2 separate regions of the Mus musculus genome follow, and region 1 is linked to region 2. Evidence: chromatin loops called from intact Hi-C (ENCODE). Cell type or tissue: heart. All regions are shown on one strand.

Evidence for each region. Peaks named below come from ENCODE experiments on the same cell type or tissue, not always from the same donor. Only the 100,000 strongest peaks of a DNase experiment are listed, where the experiment ranks them.
Region 1: it touches region 2 in a loop (7-fold over the local background); 12 of 42 quality-filtered maps call a loop at or near these places.

Annotation. Positions count from the first base shown.
Region 1 is chr4:133,962,291-133,970,290 of GRCm38, reverse strand. Hmgn2 (high mobility group nucleosomal binding domain 2) reads left to right here and starts at 2,300. Exons shown (of 6, transcript NM_016957.3): 1 at 2,300-2,496; 2 at 3,290-3,334; 3 at 3,496-3,525; 4 at 3,812-3,862; 5 at 4,245-4,340; 6 at 4,718-5,552. The coding sequence starts at 2,482. The coding sequence ends at 4,753. Dhdds (dehydrodolichyl diphosphate synthase) reads left to right here. Exons shown (of 9, transcript NM_001362959.1): 9 at 1-1,263. In heart, a CTCF peak has its summit at 3,032; DNase peaks (open chromatin) are centred at 2,290 and 2,980; H3K4me3 peaks cover 3,381 bases; H3K27ac peaks cover 2,323 bases.
Region 2 is chr4:133,906,502-133,914,501 of GRCm38, reverse strand. No RefSeq gene overlaps it. Among named protein-coding and RNA genes, the nearest start is that of Rps6ka1, 23 kb to the right of the region's middle. In heart, no CTCF peak of the experiment used is centred here; a DNase peak (open chromatin) is centred at 3,531; H3K4me3 peaks cover 1,705 bases; H3K27ac peaks cover 1,690 bases.

The sequences.
Region 1 (8,000 bases), 56 kb before region 2:
CTGTGAGACCCAACCCCCTCCGTGACTACAGACAGGGTGGCAGAAGGGCCCATAGAGGTCCTAGAGTCTAATCCAATACAAGCCAATTTGTGTTTAACATACGAGGACTGAACAGAACCAAGCATTTCCCAGTGGCCTGAAGTCTTCTTCCCTTGCCATCTCAAACTGATTCCCACTCCCAGTCTAAAAGGTCCTCACAGCTCTTTGACCTGGCTCCCTAAGTAGGCCCTGAGACAGTTTGCTTTCTGCATGGCAGAACTTACTCTAGCCCTCTCAGCCTGTGAGGCCAACTCTTCCCCATCAGGAAAGAGGCAAGATTGCATCCTTTCCTGGCCTCCCCATGGGCTGAGGAGAGAAGATGACCTCTGAAGAAAGGTCTCTGCTGAGCTAGTCTGCTTCAGGTGTCTCTGAGCTGTGAGTACTAGCCAGAACCACCAACCAAATGTCACTCTGGTCTCATGCTGTCTGTAAGCCCTCCCCCCAGCACCTCCCTCCCCAAAACGTGCGCTATGCCTTCTTCCCCATCCCTATTTCTGTGCCCAGATGCCTGGCACTGGTGAACTTTTTGGCCATCTTCTTCCTATCAGAATCAAAAAAGGCCTGACACTGAAACCAAGAGCCAATCAGTGCACCCTTTGGCAAGGCCCCCTGTACACCTGGCACTCCCCAAAAGCAATCCCTGGCACAGAGATCCCCAAGAGCAGGTGCTGTGCATTTTCCAGCTTTACAATGAGGCTGTTGACAGCTTTAATTAGGGAGGCATGAATTATGTGGCTATAATACAGAGCCCTACAATTAAGGCGGGAATGAGAGGCTGGAGGCAGCAAACGGAATCTGCCGGGCAAGCAGGGCTGTTGAGGCCTGGCTGACTTTCTCTTAAGATTGGAGTACAGTAGCGGTGATTAATGGGGCTGGTATCTTCCAGCCCCAGGACCTGTATTCTGGGAAAGGTGCACAGGGTGGGGTGGAGGATGGCTGCCTCGGGAGCCACTGTGGGCGTGGAAAGGAGAGGCAGATCCACTGTTGTCCAGAGGCAAAGGCTGAAAAATGCTTGATTTGAATTCGCAGATGTCTGCTTTCTGCTGCCATGGCTATTACAAACTAGCTTCAACCCTTGCCTCAGAAATTAAGATGGGACCTATTTTGTGCCTTCCGCCTGAGCACCAAACACCCTATTGCAGATGTTAGCCAGTTGTGTTATGGATGTCAAAAAGAATTTAAAATTTTCTTTTTGAGATACAAGGTTTGTGTGGTAACTGCAAACGAGAGAAGGTTTTGCTTTACTGCTGCAGTTGGCCCCCTCCATCGGGTGCACTCAGCTAGCTCTAGAAGGCCGGACTTTGGGCGGGGGTGGCCTGGAAGGGCCCCTCTGCCATCACACCTGTTCATCTACTTGTTTCCTAATCTTCCGGCGCTTCCCTTCAACCGCCTTTTCCTCACGCAACCGAGAGCAAGCCAGCTCGATGGTGTGTGAGGCGGGCTTTAGCCAGCTGTGGCATCTGCAAAGCCCAGGTTCCATGGCCTCTGCTGAGTGGGGGCAGCTGGGTAGCTGCAGCCCAGACCCAGAGAGCCGAGTGGGAGGGGCGTGCTCCCGGGCTGGGGCGCCGGCTTTTCTCCACCATTCTGTGACAGGGGCCAGAGGGGATTTAAGGAAGCTACCAGGCAGATGTTGGGGGGCTGTTTAACGTTGGGGAGGCGGCTCAGCAGTAGGTGCTGAAAGGACAGCTCCTACCTGCCCCGCTGTACCCGAAAGGCATCCCTGTGTGGAAAGTCTCCCCTCCCAGCCCACACCTCCACATCCCGTGGACTGCTTTCCAGGTGAGCACACCGAGGGACTCCCCAAGGTGGCAACTCAAAAGGATGCACGTCCGACTGCGCCAAGCTTAGCCTCCCGGCTCTCAGCCCACGGGAGCCCGTGGTCCCCGGGGCTGCGGCCGGCGCGCTTCCCGCCGCCTCTGGAGCTGGGCGGCGCGGCCAGGCCTCACAAACCCCTCTGCTGGGGCCCCGGCGGGAGCAGGAAGGAAAGCGGCCGAGATGTGCCCAGTGTCGCACGGCTTGGAGAAGTGGGTAGAAGGGTTGCATAAGGTGGAAGGAACTTGGTAGTTTGCAAAAGCCAGGTCTGGGCGGGAGCGGAACCCCAAGCCTGCCGCCTCGCGCGCCCCTCATTTATTACCTCCGACTCCGAGGCGCGCCCCCTCCCCCAAGGCGCGCCGCCGTCTCGAGCGCCCTCCCCCTGCACCCCCTCCTCACTCCAGAGGAGGTGAGTTTAAACCCCGCCCACGTGACCCCAACTGGGCCAATGAGCGGCGACGGGAGGTGAAATCCGGTTCTAACCGGTCCGGGGCTCCCAGCGCTATAAAAACTTTATAAACCCCCCGGAGCCCGAGCAGTGTGAGGAAGCAGCGAGGACGACCCCCGGACGGAGCAAACCCGCGCGCCGCTGTATCCCCGTGCTCAGCGCCGACGTCCCCTGCCGCCACCATGCCCAAAAGAAAGGTACGTGGCGCGAGCGCGCGGGCGCCCCGGGACCACCGCCAGCCTCGGGCTCGGGACTCGGCGGTAGGTCGGGCGCGGCGCGAGGTTCCAGCCCGAGTCCGGCTGCGGGGCGAATCGTGCGAGGCGCGCTGCCCGCGGGCGCCAGAAGCCATATTGGAGGCTCGGTGGCGGTAGCAGGAGGAGCCATGTTGGCAGCTGTTTATCCCGCTCCCTGTGGCCGCCCGCGCCCCCTCCCCCACCGGCAGCCCCCTCCCCTCCTCCCTTCCTCCCGCGGGCGAGCGAGCGAACGAGCGGGCGATTCAAACCCGAAAGGGCGGGAAGGCGGCGCTCGGCTGGGCGGGCGGGGGAGCGCGCTGCCGCCAAAACTGCGTCCGCGAGGGGCGGGCCCGCGGCGTGGCTCCGCCCTCCCCGGCCGCCCACGTTCCGGGCGCACGAGACGCGCGCCCCCGCCCACGGCTTCCCCGAGCTCCCGCCCTCGACGGCTGCCATGGCAACGGCGCCAGGCGCCGCCTCCGGAGAGGTTTGTTTGCACAATCTGCAGCTGTTAATGCCTGGCGCTGGTGGCTCCGAGCGCCTGTGGGGCCAGGCTCCAGCTTCTCCCGCGCTCTGCGGCCAGCCTGCCCGGTCTTCCGTGCGTCTCGGACTTTAGTTGGGCCTTATCCCCGTTAAGGCTTCTTATATAAAACTTGGGTGTATGCGTTTTTAGAATGGGGTCTGACGGTTGCTGTTAAGTTCCGGTTCTCTGAGATTTGCCTCCGAGGTTACAAGTTTTGGTCTTTTTATCATTTTGTAGGCTGAAGGGGATGCTAAAGGAGACAAAACCAAGGTGAAGGACGAGGTGAGTCTTATCCATTGAGGGCAACGCACAAAGCCTTGCGTAGTAGCTACCAAGGTTCTGTGGTAGTAAATGACCACGAATTGTCTCATTAACTTTTCTTTAATGTGAAGCTGACTAGTGAGGAGACCTGTGCTTATTCCTCTTACTTTCTTTTTTAATAGCCACAGAGAAGATCTGCGAGGTTGTCTGCTGTAAGTGTATGCGTCTATTTCCTGATCTTTACCTGATACTGGGAACCACTTGGGGGCGGATCTCTGTGATCCCGTTGCATTATATATGGTGGCTGTTGCACATCTAGAGGTGTTTGCTGTTGTCCCACGTTCTGATGCTTAAGACTAAAGTGAAAGATGGCTTTTACATTGTAAAAGAAAGGTGATCCTGAGAACTAGTTTTCTAAGCTGTGGTTTGATGGGTTGTTTCTTGGGTCTGTGGTACTAATGGTTTCCTCTTCTCCCTCCCCCACTTTTCCAAAATAAGAAACCTGCTCCTCCAAAGCCAGAGCCCAAACCTAAAAAGGCCCCTGCGAAGGTAAGCCAGCCTGAGACACCGCGGTGCTAATTCTAGACTAGGAATTTTCAGAGAACTGTCCTTCCCCACCCTAGCCTAATTCAACGTGAGATGACTCCTTTAGTGGATGCCCTATGCTATTCTGATTGATAGCCTTGTTCCTGAGAACTTGTCCTGTTAGTGTCCTTGGCAGCAGTTATAGAAAACTACAATTGACCTTTAAAAAAGCATTTTTAGCTGTCCTATAATTTGAACAACTCTGGAGGACTGCAAATTGTAATTTATTTTAGCTTAGTAGAGGGGATATAGACAAGCCCTCTTTGTAGAACTTTGTAGGTTATGTCACAGTAACATAAGATGTGCAAGCTAACAAACTCTTGTATCCATCCTTCCTTGGTTTTAGAAGGGAGAGAAGGTACCCAAGGGGAAGAAGGGGAAAGCTGACGCCGGGAAGGATGCGAATAATCCTGCAGAAAATGGAGATGCCAAAACAGACCAGGTAGAGTGGCTGTTCGTTTCTTGTCGGGTGTACCTGCACTTAGTGATAGCCAAACTTCTTGTTACCTGTTATATCTGTGTCACACTGCATTAGATGTGATTTTCCTCCTGCCTGAAATCCTCAGAGGTCTACCATAACCTAAAGCTTGTCCTGATAGGTCACTCATGCTGGTACCATAGAGTTTTAAAGCTGGGAGTGACCTTTGGTCTTCTCTAGTAGGGGGGTGGTTGGCAAGTGGTCTGTTCTTCAGGTGCATGCATGGGGTCTTTTTAAGTACCCAAGACCTGGATTTTAGCCCGGAAACAAGATGATTCCATATAATACTATGAGCAGATAAATTTTGGTGTACATACTGACTTTATCTGTTTTTCATTTAGGCACAGAAAGCTGAAGGTGCTGGAGATGCCAAGTGATGTGTGTGCATTTTTGATAACTGTGTACTTCTGGTGACTGTACAGTTTGAAATACTATTTTTTATCAAGTTTTATAAAAATGCAGAATTTCGTTTTACTTTTTTTTTTTAAGCTATATTGTTAGCACACAGAACACTTCATTACTGGGTGGGGGAAGGATCATGTGTCAGTAACAAAATCTCTCCCAAGCTGGATTGAGGACAGAAAACCTCTTTCCCTGATAATTTTGGAAGGCTCCTGTTGGCTCCCAGGAGAGAGATCCTGGTCTTGACCTAGGTGGCCACCAAGGCACAACAATGCCTTGTGGTCTGGGGAAACTATAAATTCACTTTTATATCCTCTTCCCCCTGTACTATCAACATAGACTTAATTCCCTTAAAAACCAGAGACCTGTTGGAACCGGGCCCCCAAAATTGGTTTCCCAGTCCATTGAGTGATGGGGACTTTGCAGTGACTTCATTGAGTGTTCTCAAAAGAGCACTGGTTCCTTTTATAAAAGATTGTGGATCTTCAGATTGATAATTCTGCCTAAAAGTCAGGGTCGGCTTGTGAAAAGTTGTTAAAACAACATCCTTAATGTGAAATGTCAACCCTCACTCTAAGCTACTTCCCCCTTTTCAAAGCATTGAATGAAGACTTCATTGGGTTTTATAGTGGCTTTCTGATTTTGGTAGTCTATACAAGAAGGGAATTTGGAAGTTCTTGTATATTGTTGATTGTCTGCCCATGTCCTGCCTGAAATACCATGATTGTTTATGAAAAGAATCTTTAATAAAGCTGGTTACAGTTAGGCTTGGAATGCTGCCTCTGATCTTTCCCAACACTGGGGAACCTGCCTTCCAGGTCTCTTGTATTGATCCATTGCTCTTGGATCTGGTCACATGGTGGTAAGTGGAGGTGGGTATATATATATGCTTCCCAGAAATAGACTGGGGAGTGGGTTTGGGAAATGGTTCTTCAAGGACGTGTAGAGATTGATTGGCAGGCCAAGTTTGGTGCGGACACCTAGACCGACTAGAGTGCTGTTGGCCTTTCTTGGGGCAGTGTTCTTGTATCAAGGTCAAGCTAACAGTTAACTTCTTAAAGCTTTGGGATGGGTTTTCTGTCTGAGACGGTGGGAACAGTGTACTCATATATTGAATCTTAAGAAAAGAATGTTGGACCTGTACCTTGGGGACATTCACTCTGACTTTGGGGACAGTTCCAGAGAGGGGAGCCTGTGGTTATGGTTAGCAGGTTGGTGCTTGAGCAAAACTTGAAGCTATAATTGGGTTCAGTACCATTCTTCAGATTGTAAATATCGTTTAACCATGGACTGCATGCAGTTCTTCCATGAGCTGTGGCAGTCTCTGGGCCAGTTACCAAGTAGACATTGCCGCCATGTGTCATGGCAGGTAGTTTTCCCAGTTGCAGGTCACTGTTGCCAAATAATGGGATAAGTGTGTTGAGCTTCAACTTTGATCTCTATTCCCATAGATTGGCCGGTTTAGCATCTGCTTTGTTGGATCTACTAAAGCAGACACAGCCATGTGCCACCTGCTGTACTTTTATACTATTATACTGTAGCCCCACTACACTTGGGAGGCTTAGTCAAGGCCAAAGTTCAAGTTCATCCTAAACTATGCAGGTCCAAGACCAAATTTGGCCACATCAAAACCATTTCAGCACCAAAAACAGACCCTTCTGGGGCATTGATGCATGGCTCAGTGGTGACTTAGTGACTTACAGAAGTTGCTAGCTCACACATGACCGGCTAACCCCTGGTATTTTTAACTCTAGTTCTGACTGTCTGTGTACCAGGCGCACATGTGGTGCACAGACATGTAGACAAAAATTCTTAATAGTGAACTCTTACCAACTCAGGACCTGCTGTAACCAGTCTCAGCTCCCTCCCTGCGCCCCACCTATCCCCAGACACCATTTCTTTGCACAGCCATGGCTGACCTAGAATTCCCTCAGGAGACTCAGCTGTCCTCAGACTGTCTCTGCCTGCTTCTGCTTCCAGAGTGCTGGGATAAAAGGCTTGCCACACTACCACCGCTCAGTCCCAGCTCTTAGGGAAGGACATCTAAATACTGTTATTTATGGACATTGTCTGACTCTTCAAATATACCAATATGCAGAGGCAGGATTTCAGGGTTTTTTCCTCAGCTGAGTTGCCAGGGTTACCTAAGATTATCAGTAAATGCAGACATTTATGATTCACAACAGGAGCAAAATTACAGTTACAAAGTAGCCATGAAAATGCCTTGGTCGTGGGTCAGTACAACATGAACTAACTGTATTAGAACCACTGACAGAATCACAAGACAAGAGGGGCTGTTGGTGTACAGCTTTTCACCCCACAGCCCGTGACCTCCAGACCTGGCCTCATCTGATTTGGTCCAACAAATGATCTGTGTGTTGTGTGCAGGTTTGTGTAGACAGACACTCTTAATTCCAGAATGCTTGGATCATTCCTTTCCGCCCTGAAAAGCCACATGCTCACTGGCAGTCAATGCCCACTCCCCCTTCCGTAAGCCAAATCATCGATCTAAAGATTATTCAGAACATTTTTAAAATGTAATCAGAGTCTGGTTGTCTATTGAAACGTCGCATTGTGTTCAAGGCCATTCTTCATACAGAATTAATGCGTTGCTGCCCCTGAGGATGTTCTGTGGTGTCCACGCATGCCCCTTTACATCTACTCATGAATTACAGGACACTGGAGTTTCCACTTGGGGCTGGTCTAAGTGTTGTGTCAGCTCACTTCAATTGGGCATGGTCCCAGGAATGGAGTTTCTGCATTGCATGGTGACTCAACTTTCTGAAGACTGCCCAGGTTCTTAAAGTGGTGGCCCCATTTAATGTTTCCACCAGTGACCTTTGAAGGTTCCGTGCCTTCGCATCTCCCTCGACCAGTGCCCATTTTTCTTCTAGATATCCTAGTGAACTGCATTTGTGGCTTTGATGTGAATTTAGTGACTAGGATACTGGATATCTGGTAGTTTTGTAAGCCATTTGTATATCTTTGTAAGTATTTGTGTATATACATGCTGGGGACCAATCATGTAAAGATCAGAAAGTGGTATGTCTCCCTCAATTGTTCCGTTTTACTTTTTGAGCTAGGGTTGCTCAAAAACAACCTAGAGCTTGCTGATTGTCTAGCTCAGTGACCAGATGAGCTGGTTAGCCCTGTCTACCTCCCATTAAGATTATAGAACACCTGGCCTTATTCATTTGATTGGCCCTAGAGAACCAGACTCAG
Region 2 (8,000 bases):
AAATGGGAATGGGTGGGTAGGGGAGTTGGGGGGGAGGGTGGGGGGGGACTTTTGGGATAGCATTGGAAATGCAATTGAGGAAAATACGTAATTAAAAAAACCACTATGACCTTTCATAATTACACTAAAAGGAAAAATAGACTTGGGACAGATTCATGAACAAGGAAAACCATTCATCCTAGGCCAGGTCCAAGGATGAAGCCACAGGTGAGCACTAGGATAAAGCAAGGCCATGGGAAACTGTTGCTGTGAACTTATAATGAGCTTGTAGAACGAAGCACTGCTTTGAACTGACTATAGACATCCTTCTGTAACTCCCCTTTTGTGTAATGTTTTGTCTATGAGATAATTTTATAAAAAAAAAAAACTTTGTCTAAGAAAATACAAAAAGGTCAGAGGGAAGGAATAAGGGGTTGGCATCTGGGGCTCTGCCTCAGCCACCCAATTGTACATATGTATATGTCTGTTTGTCTATACATATATATGTAGGTCTATGTGTATGTATGTAAGTATGTGTGAACACTTGTGGAGCTGAGAAGACAGGTGGTCAGGCCTAAGCCCATGAGTGTGTGTGTGTGTGTGTGAATGTGTATGTGTCTGTGCTTATGGCCTAAATAAAACATTTCCTTTCTGTGCGTGTGACTTTCTTTTCCTTTTTATCTGGGTCTCAAAGAGTTGACAAAACTCTGAGCATCTCTAGAATAAAAGAACAAGAGCCTGAATAAGCTAACTCCTTTATTTTATTACCCGCCCCACCCCACTGTTAAACAGCAGGTATCAATCCCCAGAAGCCAGCAGTTTCTGGACCCAGAAGAGCAAAGAGTTAGAAGAAAACAAAACAAAACAAAAAAACCCCCAAAAGCTAGCTACTTTTGCCCTAGCAATCACAACTTTTGCCACGATGATCGCCAATGTCTCCATTGATTCCTTCTTCAGCAAAGGTCCCTGGCAGATGGACCCCATAGGCTCACAGAGACTTGTGGCCTTGTTGGAGGAACTATGTCACTGGGGGCAGGCTTTGAGGTTTCAGATGTTCCAGCCAGGCCCAGCATCATCCTCTCTCTCTGCTGCCTGCAGATCGAGATGTAAAACTCTCAGCTCCTTCTCCAGCACCAAGTCTGCCTGCAAGCTTCCATGCTTCCTACTCTGATGATAATGAACTAAACCTCTGGAACTGTAAGCCAGCCCAATAATAAATCTAATTATTAATTATATATAAATATACAGTATCTATAACTTATAATATTTAAAAGTTGCCACGGTCATGATGTTTTTCACAGCAATAGAAATCCTAACTGAAACAGTATCAAGAAGGTTAACCCATGATTTTAAAATTACTGTCACTTCTGGTAAACTTCATTAGGCTGATACTCAATTGACTAATGTTAGGATCTCCTGCTCAAAGGAAACGCAAGTATACTTGAATTCTGAAATGTCTGTTTTCCTTTTTCCTTCTTCTGCACTCCCCTCTTCCTGTAGTTATTGATACAGTAAGTCTCTGTTGCTGACTACAGTCCTGGTTTCTTACTTCTTTGTTTTCATTTGGTTTTTAGGTTTAGATGAATTGATTGATTGGTTGATTGATTGATTGATTGATTTTGGTATTTTTTGAGGCAGAGTTTCTCAGGCAGTTTTGACTATCCTGGAACTTACTTTGTAGACCAGGCTGGCCGGCCTCAAGCTCACAGAAATCTGCCTGCCTCTCTGCCTCCAGAGTCCTGGAATTAAAGTCATAAAATTTGGATAATTTTTGAGACATGTTAAAGCTGCCTTTTAACTCCTTTTGTAGCCTAGACTAGCCACAAACCCAAGAGTGTCATGCCTCTGCCATGTAAGAGCTGGGATTACAGGCATACACTATCACATTGGGCTCCTGCATCTTTATGTGTGCAATTCTCTCTCTTGTTTAGAATGGTCTTTTTAAAGATTTACTTATTTATCTTATGTGTATGAGTACACTATAGGTGTCTTCAGACATACCAGAACAGGGCATCAGGTCCTGTTACAGATAGTTGTGAGCCACCATGTGGTTGCTGGGATTTGAACTTAGGACCTCTGGAAGAGCAGTCAGTGCTCTTAACCACTGAACCATCTCTCTAGCCCTAGAATGTTCTTTCTAAATGATCCACACATCCTTCAGCATTCACCCCTCAGCACACTGGCATAGGGATTAAAAGCCAACAAAGGCCACACCTCCCTATAAGCCTATTTCTTTCAAACCACCACAAATCCCAATAGAAAGCAATGTGTGTCTGCTAAGAACAACCTGATCCTGCACGTGGCAGTTCTGGAAAACTCCACCCGTGGAAATTCGTGGAAGTCCCCTGGGTAGCAGGAAACAGGATGATGCTATTGTTTATTAAAAGAAAGAACTGGATATAAGCTGGAATGCAGGTCAGTTGATAGTGTTATCTAGCATGCATGAAGCCCTGGGTTTGATCCCTTGCACTGACTCAAACTGGGCATGGTGGCACACACCGTGCAAAACACTTGGGTGGAGGAATAGAAACAGAATAATCAGAAGTTGAAGATCAGCTATGCCTGCAAGGCCAACCTGGGCTAAATAGGAGCTTGTCTGCAACAACAACAACTACAACGAACTTAGCCTACCATTGTATTTGACTTTGCTGTACCAAGGACTGAAAACAGAGTTTCACACACACTGGGTAAGTGCTCTACCACTGAGCTACATCCGCAGTATAACTTTGGACAAGTTATTTCTCTGAATCTAAACTTCCTTCTTACATAAGAGTGTCTACTCCTTAATTTGGTAAGGAACGCAGTTACCATGTATACAAAGGTACTCTGTAAGAACCCAGCTTAATCAGCCTCATTAAATTTTATCAACTTAATTTTTTTGTTCCATTTATTTTTATCGGGATTGGAGATGCAGCTACATGCAAATGAGGGTCAGACAACAATTTTCTGGAGTCTTATTTTTCTCCTTCTACATCTGCATGGACTCTGGGGATCAAACTCAGGGCCTAAGATTTGCACAGCAAACGCTTTATTCACTGATCCATCTCGCTGGTCCAAATATTACCCACTTTCAGGAACTGGGAATAAGAATACTTTTATTATCACTGATCTTTGATTTCACTAGGTAAGCAGGCTTTTAGGAAAGGTTGCTTTGTTGTTCAAGGCCTTGCTGCTTTAGGGAGGGATCAATTCTCATCTATTTAGATTACTGACTGAGGACACAGCAAGGAGGCTGGGTAACCGTACTCCAGTGCTCTCTCTGTCCAGAGTAAGATTCACAGTAGCTAGAGGAAATCACTGGTCAGCCGTCGCCATGACAACATCAGACCGTCCTCCGGTCCATCAACGGAAGGGGGCGGTGTCTGGAGAGTAGATCGCCTAGGTGGCCACGCGTGCCTGGGTCGCATGCAGCCCAGAGGAGTCCTCGGGTGCCAGGCAGGCACTGCTTCCTCTGTCCGCACGGGGGCGACGCAGAGCTGAGCTCCGCGCGTGCGTGGGAGCCAGTGACCGCACTGGGTCCTCTGGGCCCGAAACTGGAAGCTCCCACAGGCTCCCCTCCAAGCGTCTGATCTGACGTCGTCCACGACACACGACAGCCTCTCCCAGGACCGCCCAGCTCATGTACGGCTCTGACCCGACCATCACAGCCCTCACCGAGGCCGACACCAGACCCAAGCTTCCCAGGGACCAGCTTTGGCTATCGCCAGTCCCAGGAGGCCCAGGGAGCACGCGCACGCACGTGTGTGGGCGGGGCTTCAGGTTGGAACGCCCCCTCAGGGGCGGGGTCATAATCTGGGGAGCGCGCGGGGTGATGGGAGCAGTAGCCACGCGGAAGCCAAGCGAGCACGGGGCTGATTTACAGGGCACCACGTGGCTTGGTGGGTTTGGGTGCTCGATGCTGGCCCTAGGGTATCTCGGAAATGGGCTCCAGTCGTGCCATGTGTCGGAACGCGGCTTGGGGGAGGACATACAGGACAGTCCTGGGGCCCAGTCTGGGACTAGATCTAGGTCCTTGGTTTATAGAGTTAGTCGGAGGTCCTTGGTGTGTCATCCACGCTTTAACATTCCAGCCATTGCCCAGGCTTGTCACTTGGCGGCACCCTCCCGCCACTCACAGCAGGATATGCCCTTCTCAGAACCCAGCCAAACAGAGAGGCTCATGAGCGCTTCATCTTCAGTTTCAACAAGATTAGGTTGCCAGGCATGGTGGCTCATGCCTGTCATTCCTGGGGCGGGAAGGTCTTGGAGCCCAGCCCTGGCTACATAGTGAGTTCCTGGCTTTTTGAATACAAAGTGAGACCCTGTGTTAAAGAACTAAAACAAACAAAACCGAACAAGCATCCAAAACCTAAAACAAGCAAGCTAGACAGATAGAGGTGAGTTCTCCCGAGTCCGTTTGTGACTCCAGCAGTTTCCCTTACAGGGAGGGCTGGGGGACAGCCTCAGCAACTTAACACTGAATGCTATTGTTAACTGAAGTGCACCAGGGATAGGAGGGAGATGCATTTTCTTTCTGTTTTCTGGGGTTCAGCATAGACTGGACGTACCAATAAACCCTGCCTGCTCGCTCGTTCTCTCTCTCTCTCTCTCTCTCTCTCTCTCTCTCTCTCTCTCTCTCTCTCTCTCTCTCTCTCTCCCTCCCTCCCTTCCTCCCCCCCCCTTTTAATATGAGGCCCTGGCACAGCGAAAGTTAAAACATTTAAAATGTAATTCTAATTCATAAATCTTTTTAAAAATTAACCTTACAAAAACCAATTTAAGCCGGCCATAGTGACACAGGACTTTAATCTCAGGACTTGGGAGGCAGAGGCAAGCAGATCTCTGAGGTTGAAGCCAGCCTGGTCTACAGAGCACTCAGAGAAATCATGCCTTAAAAAAAAAAAAAGTGAGGCTATGCCAGTGCCTGGCAAATACAGAAGTGGATGCTCACAGTCATCTATAGGATGGAACACAGGGCCCCCAATGGAGGAGCTAGAGAAAGTACCCAAGGAGCTGAAGGGGTCTGCAACCCTATAGGTAGAACAACAATATGAACTAACCAGTACCCCCAGAGCTCGTGTCTCTAGCTGCATATGTAGCAGAAGATGGCCTAGTTGGCCACCATTGGGAAGAGAGGCCCCTTGGTCTTGCAAACTTTATATGCCCCAGTACAGGGGAACGCCAGGGCCAAGAAGTGGGAGTGGGTGGGTAGGGGAGCAGGGCCGGGGGTGGGGGTATAGGGACTTTTAGGATAGCATTTGAAATGTAAATGAAGAAAATATCTAATAAAAAATTTGAAAAAAAAAGAGAGAGAACTTTCAGGTTTTGTTTTGTTTTGAGACGGGATTTCTCACTGTGTAGACCAGGCTAGCCTTGAACTCAGATTCGCCTGCCTCTTTCTCCGAGCATTAGGATTAAAGACATGAACTGCCTTGTAGAACTAAAAGTCCTCATCCTTTTACTTTTTTTTTTCACACACAGTATTTTTGTGTTTACCGGCTTGAGAGATCCTACATATATAAATAAGAAGAGGTCACATGCCTATGGTTGACTCAATCTATACTGTCCTGTGTTTGTGTCAATACATAATAGATAGGATTGTTATTTAAAGAGTCGGTATTTCCAGAAAATGAACATTTACAATTCAGTTAGTCCACCAGTAATGAACTCTTAGTTTGGGCCTGTGCTTATAACAATATAACAGAACTACGTGATCACTGTCAACAGTTTTAGAGGGAATATTGGTAAGAACCAAGAAAGTCATCAAGATTAAGTCTCCTTGGTTACTTGCTCTCCTCCAGCCTGCATTGGCTTGCTTATTTGGTTCTGGTTTGGTTGATAGGGTCTCTCTGTGTAGCCCTGGTTGGCCTGGAACTCCCTCTTTAGACCAGGCTGGCCTCGAACTCACAAATATCCTCTGACTCCCTAGTGCTGGTTTGTGTGAAACGTGTTTGCCACCACCCTGGACCAGCTGATATTGTCTTATTATGTTGAGGCATAGTCTGTGTGACCCAAATTAAACCTGGAACTGACAATGTAGCCCAACCTGGCCCTGAACTTCGAGCAATCCTCCTGCCTCAGCCTCCCAAGTACCGAGAATACAAGTTTATTCTGTAAACTATACTGGATGGATTGGTTAATGCTAAGTAATTCATGCAGTGGGAATCTGGGGTCTGGACAAAGTTGTCCAGGGAGGGTTCCTTGCTAGGGTCACACAGCTAGGACGGAATGGCACAGCCCGGAACCCGGCCCAACTTTATCTGATTCCATGCCTCTGTTGGTCTCTTCCTGTTAGTGTTCAGCTGACTTCCTTCCAATCTTTATTTCTGTGCAACAGGGCAAAAATATTTACATGTAAATATTCATCGTTTTTCCTCCTCCAGCCTTGGTTCGAAACATATTGTGACAATTGCCAAGGAAGGGGGTAGACATGAAGCACAAGCCTGCTGTGTTCTGGAGGGATTCCTCCCAGGCCCACTCAGGAAAAGCTGCTGGCAGAGCAGGGGTGGCAGAGCAGTGGCAGAGCCAGGAGGGTTAGCGACTCAGAGAGGGGAGACTAAGCAGGGCATTCTAGAACTGCTCTGGCAACTTGGGACGTGGAGGAAGTCTTAGGATTCTGAGCATCTGTCTGCTGCAAGATGCCCTGGGTAATGCCAGCCCTGCAAACCCCTCAGCCTCCCGTGCAGGCTTTTGCCTCTTGTCTGTGCATTTGAGCTTAGATGGGTTATTAGGGGAGGAAACCGGACCGGTTTATTTAGGCATGTGAACTTTGTACTCTTTCTCTAAAAATTTATTTTTTTTCTTTTAGTGTGTATGAATGTTTGCCTGCATGCATGTAATTGTATTGTGTGCATGCCACGTGCCTGTGGAGGTCAGGAAAGGGTGTCAAATGCTCTGAAATGAGAGTTACAGACAGTTGTGAACCACCACATACACACTCCTAAGCACACCCACTCATCTGCACGCAAACTTCTACACACACACCCATGCATATGCATAAATAATAAATACATTTAATTATTTTTAGAAGAAGAAGAGAAAAATAACTGCTGGAGCCAAGCATTGTGGTTCATGTTTGTAATCCTAGTACCTGGGAGACAGAAGCAGGAGGACCAGGAGTTCAAAGTCATCTGTGTTGGTATAGCAACGGATCTGTCCTCGCCCAGCCCCCCCCCCCCCCCAAGCCACCAAATACACACAAAAGAGAAACCCAGAGAAGCTTGCTGCTTTGCCGGTTCTCAGTTTTGTGGTCAGGGGGGACTCTTCCTGCCCTCTTTGCTTCCATTGCAAAAATGCAGAACTTCTCTGTTTCTTAATCTGTGTCTTCTTGTAACTTCATTTTATTCTTAAAGACAGGATCTCTCTGTGTTGCCTTAGCTATCCTGTAACTCACTCTGTAGACGAGGCTGGCCTCCAACTCACAGAGATGCACCTACCTGCCTCTGCCTCCTGAGTGCTGGGATCAAAGGTGTGGGCCAACACTGCCAGGCTTCTAATTTCCTTTCTTATTTTTAAAATTCTTTTCCATTTTTGTTATGGGTCTGTGTACACGAGTGTGGGTGCCCAAGGAGCCCAGAGGTGTCAATCTCCCTGGAACTGGGGTGACAGGCAGTAGTTATAAACTGCCTGATGTGGTGCCAGGAACCAAACTTTCAGATCCTCTGTAGGAGCAGTAGCTACTCTTAACCGCCGAGCCCTCTCTCGGCCCTTGTTCCAATTTCTTACTGACTTTTGACTTTTAGTTTGTTCTTTTGTTTTTTTGTTTTAACTTTTTTTTTTAAAGATTTTATTTAATTAAAGTATATGAGTACGCCTGGAGTGGTGGCATGCCTTTAATCCCAGCACTTGGGAGTGCTGCAGAGGCAGGCAGATTTCTGAGTTGGAGGCCAGCCTGGTCTACAGAGTGAGTTCCAGGACAGCCAGGGCTACACAGAGAAAAAAACCCTGTCTCGAAAACCAAAAAAAAAAAAAAAAAAAAAGTATATGAGTACAATGTCATGTCTTCAGGTGCACCAGAAGAGGGCATCAGATCCCATTACAGA